Regions from separate parts of the Mus musculus genome. Here region 1 is linked to region 2. Evidence: chromatin loops called from intact Hi-C (ENCODE). Cell type or tissue: left cerebral cortex. All regions are shown on one strand. Each heading gives the region's core, and the rest is flanking DNA. Links, peaks and the distances in the headings are about the cores only.

Region 1 (2,915 bases), core at 329-2,828, 480 kb after region 2:
CTAAAATTCAGGAGTTTTTGCTGTTGCAACAGAAATAGGGGTTGAATTATCATAATTGTGTAGTCCCAAAAATATATAATATCATGACTTAACAGAACTGCTGGTGTTCAGCAAGCAGGGAACAGAATTAGCAGGGCCAGGAAGACACAAGTCTGTAGCTATTTGGTTACTGAATGGGCTTAGTTCTTAGAGAAGGAAGGTATGGTGGTGTTGCTCCTGATCTCAGCACCGAGGAGGCTTAGGCAGGAAGATCAGGAGTTTGAGACCGGCCTAGGCTTCTACAGCAAGAGAAGTGCATGGGATAGGAAGAAAAAAGCAGGAGTAAGAAGTGCCTGGGGGCTGGAGAGATGGCTCAGTGGTTAAGAGCAGGGACTGCTCTTCCGGAGGTCCTGAGTTCAAATCCCATCAACCACATGGTGGCTCACAACCATCTATAATGGGATCCGATGCCCTCTTCTGGTGTGTCTGAAGATAGCTACAGTGTAGTCATATACATAAAGTAAATAAATGAAAGGAAGAAAGGAAAGAAGGCAGGCCAAGTGTGCACTGGAAGGAGCCACCGAAGTGGGGCTGCAGAGGACCTGCCTCCTAGGCGTACTTACACTTACTTTGGATATGGAGACCTGACGTCCCTAATCTCTGTTTTCTCGCAGGTGGTTGGCATTCACATGCAGGGGATTGGCTGTGATGAGATGCTGCAGGGCTTCGCTGTAGCGGTGAAAATGGGGGCCACCAAGGCCGACTTCGACAACACAGTTGCCATTCATCCTACCTCTTCAGAGGAGCTGGTCACCCTGCGCTGAGAGCCTGGGGACCCAGGTGGCTAGCGGTGCGACCAGCAGGCCTCCGGGAGGAACCGATCGAGTTTACGCCCAGCTTCTACAGATCTCTGTATTTTAATCAGGAATTTCTGGTGGTGTAAATTTCCAGCTATACACACGCACAGAAGAACTTATGTATCTAATCAGAAGGTTGTTTTGTTAATCCGGGGTTGGTTTTCATTTGATAATATTTATAATTAATATTTTGATTTTTTTGTTGTTGTTTAATTAACAGCCTTGTGTTTGTTGTGTTTTTCTTGCTTTGGCCCCATTCCAAGTTTAAATGTACATGACATACACTCAAGTTAGTGTACCTGATGGATGAATATTGCTGGCTAATTTCTTTTATTTTTTATTTTTTTCCTTTTTTTATGCAGCCCAAGGTGGCCTCAAACAACTCAGAATCCTCCAGCTATAGCCTCATGGGTGCTGGAATTCTAGGCCTGCATGGCCTCTCCTGGCCTAGCTTGCTAGTTTTATATGATGGGAAGTCTGCAGAATATACGTGGTATTTTTGTTCTGTATTGGAAAGCTGCCCCAATGTTACCTCTCTATTCTTGTTTTATTCTTTGCTCTGTGTTAAATGATTTAAAATGGTTTGTGTTATTTTCATGGAACAAAGTGCATTAAAGTTAGACTTGAGGCTGGTTAGGTAAAGGAGAAATGACAGTACATGCAAGACGGAAGGCTGAGGCACTCGGGAGCCCTTTCTTCTTCTGAGTATTCCTGGTTCATTCAGTCATTTCTGTATCTCTGCGTTTGTTTTTTTTTTTTTGTTTTGTTTTTTATGAAAACTGTTCCAAATTTTTGAAATTCACTGCATTGTCTTATAAAATTTATTACGAACTATGCTGCTGTCAGTGTATTTTCTAAGACTTTCCACACTGGGAGAACAGACACCAGCATCTGTTAGCGAAGAAGTCTCTTTAAAACAGGTGCCAGAGGGGCTGGAGGGATGGGACTGTTCAGGGCTTCTCATTCTTGTGAAGGATTCAGTTTGGTTCCTGGCTCCCCCTTCTGGCCTTTGTAGGCACTACACATATGGTGTACAAATACACACATGGTGTACAAACACATGCAGGCAAAACACTAACACATAAAGTTTTAAAAAAAAAAGAGTGCTAGAGGGCTGGAGAGATAGCTCAGTGGTTAAGAACACTGACTGCTCTTCCTAAGGTCCTGAGTTCAAATCCCAGCAACCACATGGTGGCTCACAACCATCTGTAGTGAGATCTGATGCCCTCTTCCGGAGTGTCTGAAGACAGCTACAGTGTACTTACATATAACAAATAAATCTTTTTTTTTTTAAAGTGCTAGAGAGATGGCTAAGCGGTTAAGAGCATTGACTGCCCTTCCAAAGGTCCTGAGTTCAAATCCCAGCAACCACATGGTGGCTCACAACCATCTGTAATGAGACCCTCTTCTAGGGTGTCTGAAGACAGCTACAGTGTACTTACATATAATAAATAAATTAAAAGAAAAGAAAAGCCGTGAAGGACCAGGGATATGAAAGACAGTCTCAGTGGATAGATGGGGGTGGAGGAGCAGCCTGAGGTACGGTGGTGCACACCAGCACTGGAGAGGTAGAGGCCAGGAGACAGCCTGGGCTACAAGAGATCCTGACTTTTTTTTTTTTTTTTAGATTTATTTATTTATTATATGTAAGTACACTGTAGCTGTCCTCAGATACTCCAGAAGAGGACATCAGATTTCATTATGGATGGCTGTGAGCCACCATGTGGTTGCTGGGATTTGAACTCGGGACCTTTGGAAGAGCAGTAGGCGCTCTTAACCACTGAGCCATCTCGCCAGCCCCCCCCCCCTTTTTTTAAAGGGGGGTCGTGTGTGTGTTATAACCCCATTTCTGTTGTCTTTATCAGCTGGGTAAGCAAAGTCCTCCTTGTCTGTGGGTTTCATGAGCAATGCAATGCTACTGAGGCTTTTCATTTTTCTTTTTTCGATTTTTCAAGACAGGGTTTCTCCGTGTAGCCCTGGCTGTCCTGGAACTCACTCTGTAGACCAGGCTGGCCTCGAATTCAGAAATCCGCCTGCCTCTGCCTCCCGAGTGCTGGTACTAAAGGCGTGCGCCACCAT
Region 2 (2,915 bases), core at 196-2,695:
GCCTCGAACTCAGAAATCCACCTGCCTCTGCCTCCCAAGTGCTGGGATTAAAGGCGTGCACCACCACACCCGGCAGGTCTTTTCTTAATAGCAAGACAGGTTGAGTCTTACTAAAGAGAACAAAGCTTTTTTCATCAAAGACTTGGGTTTATTATTTAGCAATAAAAGGGTAGAAGCTTTTTCTTTCTCTATGCAATAAAGATTGGAGCTCATTTTTTTCATCCAGAATGAGTGAGTTCTTTCTGCCCTGGCAGTTGGTCTTTTGTTTCATATGCATATGTAAGTCTGGATGTGTGTGTGTGTGTTAGTATGTAATTATGAGATAAGTCAGTAGCTAGACCTAACTGGAATGCATGAAGCTGTATGAGTGTGTGTGTGCATGAATTCATATATAAATGTACATGAGTTTATGCATATTTGCTTGTATAAAAGTCTTTCCTTCTGAGAGTGACTCTCTTCTCCTGGTTCAATACAAGTTTATTGCTCCAAACCTCCCTCCCAGCCTGACAAGTGGGAGGCCAGGCTTCTGATCAAGAGAGAATAAAGCCCTTAGCAATTAATCTTTTACTTAATCCCCTGCCCCCCACCCCCCACCTCCGTTACACTACAGCTGTTAATCGTCCAAGTCAGCCTCAGAATAAGCGAGAAAGTTATTAGGATTTTTTAGAAGCCAGCGACTTCAGCATTTAGCATAGTTAAAGTTTAAAGGCCAGAGACTATCAGTGTTTAAAACTATCTCTACATCCAACTCTGTGTCCCATGTCAACCCATTCCAGGCCAGGCAGTCTCCTGTCCTGGCGGGTTGCTTGCTGGTTTCCAACAAGGCACAGCCCACCTTGCGCTTTACCCTCTGGAGAAATGGAACATCTTGTCACTCCAGACACCATTCTGTGTGCCGGCTGGCTGTTCCCTCCACCTGAAATGTCTTTTCTATTTTACATCTGGCTAGTCCTTACCTTCTCAGATGGGAGAGACCTCATCTTTGAGAAGCTGGCCAAGTTCCTGCGCAGATGAGTTTAGCACTCTTGCCAGGAGTCCTGAACACTGTTATTTGGTGTCTATATTTTTTTCATTTATGCCTAATCAGTCAAGATTTTGAAGACTTCCATGTTTCTCTATCCATATCCAAATGACCCACCACAAGTACTGGACACGGGTCTGCTTTCTTTGTGCTAGTTGTCCCGTTTGTTCTTTAGTGGGTGTCTGTTGAACTGCCTAAAGTCAGGTTATAAGCTTAAACATTTTGAGTCCTCGTTGCCCATTACAGAAATCGTTCCCTCTCGACTTTAAGTTTTGTACTAGATAAGTGATTCCATTGATTAGTCAATCAACCCAAAGTAAATTAAGCCTAAGATAATCCTGCTTTTCCTACAAACCATATTGCCTGAAATTGCCAATTTCAACCAGCAGATGGTAGTCTTGAAACAGTGTGGTAAATTGCTAGCTCGTTTTGCCAGTGTGGAAATAAGCCAAAGCAAACGTGAGGGAGCATGGGCTCACATGTCTTTAAAGGACGCTTAAAATAATATAAAACTAAAATGACTCAATAAAAATAATGTTACCCCAGCCAGAATGAAGGGAGCTTGGGGGGCTTTTTAAGCCCTTCTCCTCTCTAAGGCTTGCAGAGCCCCAGTGAAAGATGTATCTTGCTCAGTGTCCAACACTGTCTTAGTTTAAATATCCCAACCCATAATCAGCTAGTGATGAGCCTTGGAAGGATTAAATGTAATTTATACTTCAGGCTGAGATTTAATGGGTATCCACTCCACAAACCAGATTATTTCACAGAAAACAGCCTGTTGTTCTAATTATTTTGATAACTCCTTCTGCGATGTCCACCCCTCTGTAATTTTGTTTGTTTGTTAAACAAAAAGCATTATGTTGGTACAGGAAGAGATCTAGCTGAGTGCCCCTAAATGTCAAAGTCGTCTAGCTGCCCCCTTTACATCAAGCCATTAGACAACGTTCTGTTTTCTCCTGCAGCTTTCCCATAGGGAGAATGAGAATGGCTACTGCTTATTATTCAAAAGCGCATTCTATTCATCAACTGCTCTTAAGCTTGTTTCCTCTTTTATACAGTGAGTTTAATAAAAGAGGCTTATGGTGGACTATCATGCTCAAGGCTGGACTCACATCACACGCTGTCAATTAATTCTCACAACTCAACAGGGTCTCCCCATACTCAATGTGAACTACCCACCCCCACATCTTCTCCTTACTCTAAGGGGAACCACATTGCTTTTTCTTTGGTCACTACTGTGTCCGTGGCTTCCAGAACTATGCTTGGTGCGTAGTAGGTTCTCAATAAAGCTGCCTTGCAACAACAGTCTTCTTCAGGCTGGGGACACAGATTTCTCTGGCTAAGTACAAGAGAGGAGCAGGACCTGGAAAGCAGTGTCTGTGACATGGGCCTTACTCTGGACACCCAGCTGCTGACTGTAGATGCTTTCTGGTAGATGCTTCTACAGTTACAAGGGAGAAAACAACTAGACTAGGGACAGTTTGCTTATCTGTTTGAGACAGGCAGGCTCCCACTGCAGTCTGGTCACTACACACCACTCTTGATCCTTTTCAATCCACCTCTCAAGTACTGTGCCCAAATCAATTGTTAAACTATCTATACACATTGTAACTGATGTGTTTATAAAAAGATAAAGAGAGGGGAGAAATATGTTTTATGGAGGTGTCGTTGAGTATGGGGAAAGGGGATAGCTCGGTCTATGCTGAGACATCCCTTCCCCCTGAGGGATGTGCCTATACTAGCCACATAGTACAATATAGAATAGAGTTTATTCAGGGCATGGGGAGGAGAGCCAAGAGGGTAGTAGAGGCAGAGAAAGGCAGAGAGAAAGAGTAGAGAAGTAGAGGAGTGGAGGCCAGCCATGAGCACGTTGGGGTGGGGGGTGCTGGAGGGA

What was found. Hi-C counts contacts between places; a loop is a spot of excess contacts. Peaks named below come from ENCODE experiments on the same cell type or tissue, not always from the same donor. Only the 100,000 strongest peaks of a DNase experiment are listed, where the experiment ranks them.
Region 1: a loop joins it to region 2, with 5 times the contacts of the local background. A loop is called at or near these places in 8 of 42 quality-filtered maps.

What each region holds. Positions count from the first base shown.
Region 1 is chr8:33,696,493-33,699,407 of GRCm38, forward strand. It overlaps Gsr (glutathione reductase), which reads left to right. Exons shown (of 13, transcript NM_010344.4): 13 at 654-1,670. The coding sequence ends at 803. Among named protein-coding and RNA genes, the nearest start is that of Gm24727, 6.1 kb to the left of the region's middle. In left cerebral cortex, for the core only: a CTCF peak has its summit at 1,838 (motif pointing left); a DNase peak (open chromatin) is centred at 1,842.
Region 2 is chr8:33,219,225-33,222,139 of GRCm38, forward strand. No RefSeq gene overlaps it. Among named protein-coding and RNA genes, the nearest start is that of Gm33281, 71 kb to the left of the region's middle. In left cerebral cortex, for the core only: a CTCF peak has its summit at 1,416 (motif pointing right); a DNase peak (open chromatin) is centred at 1,429.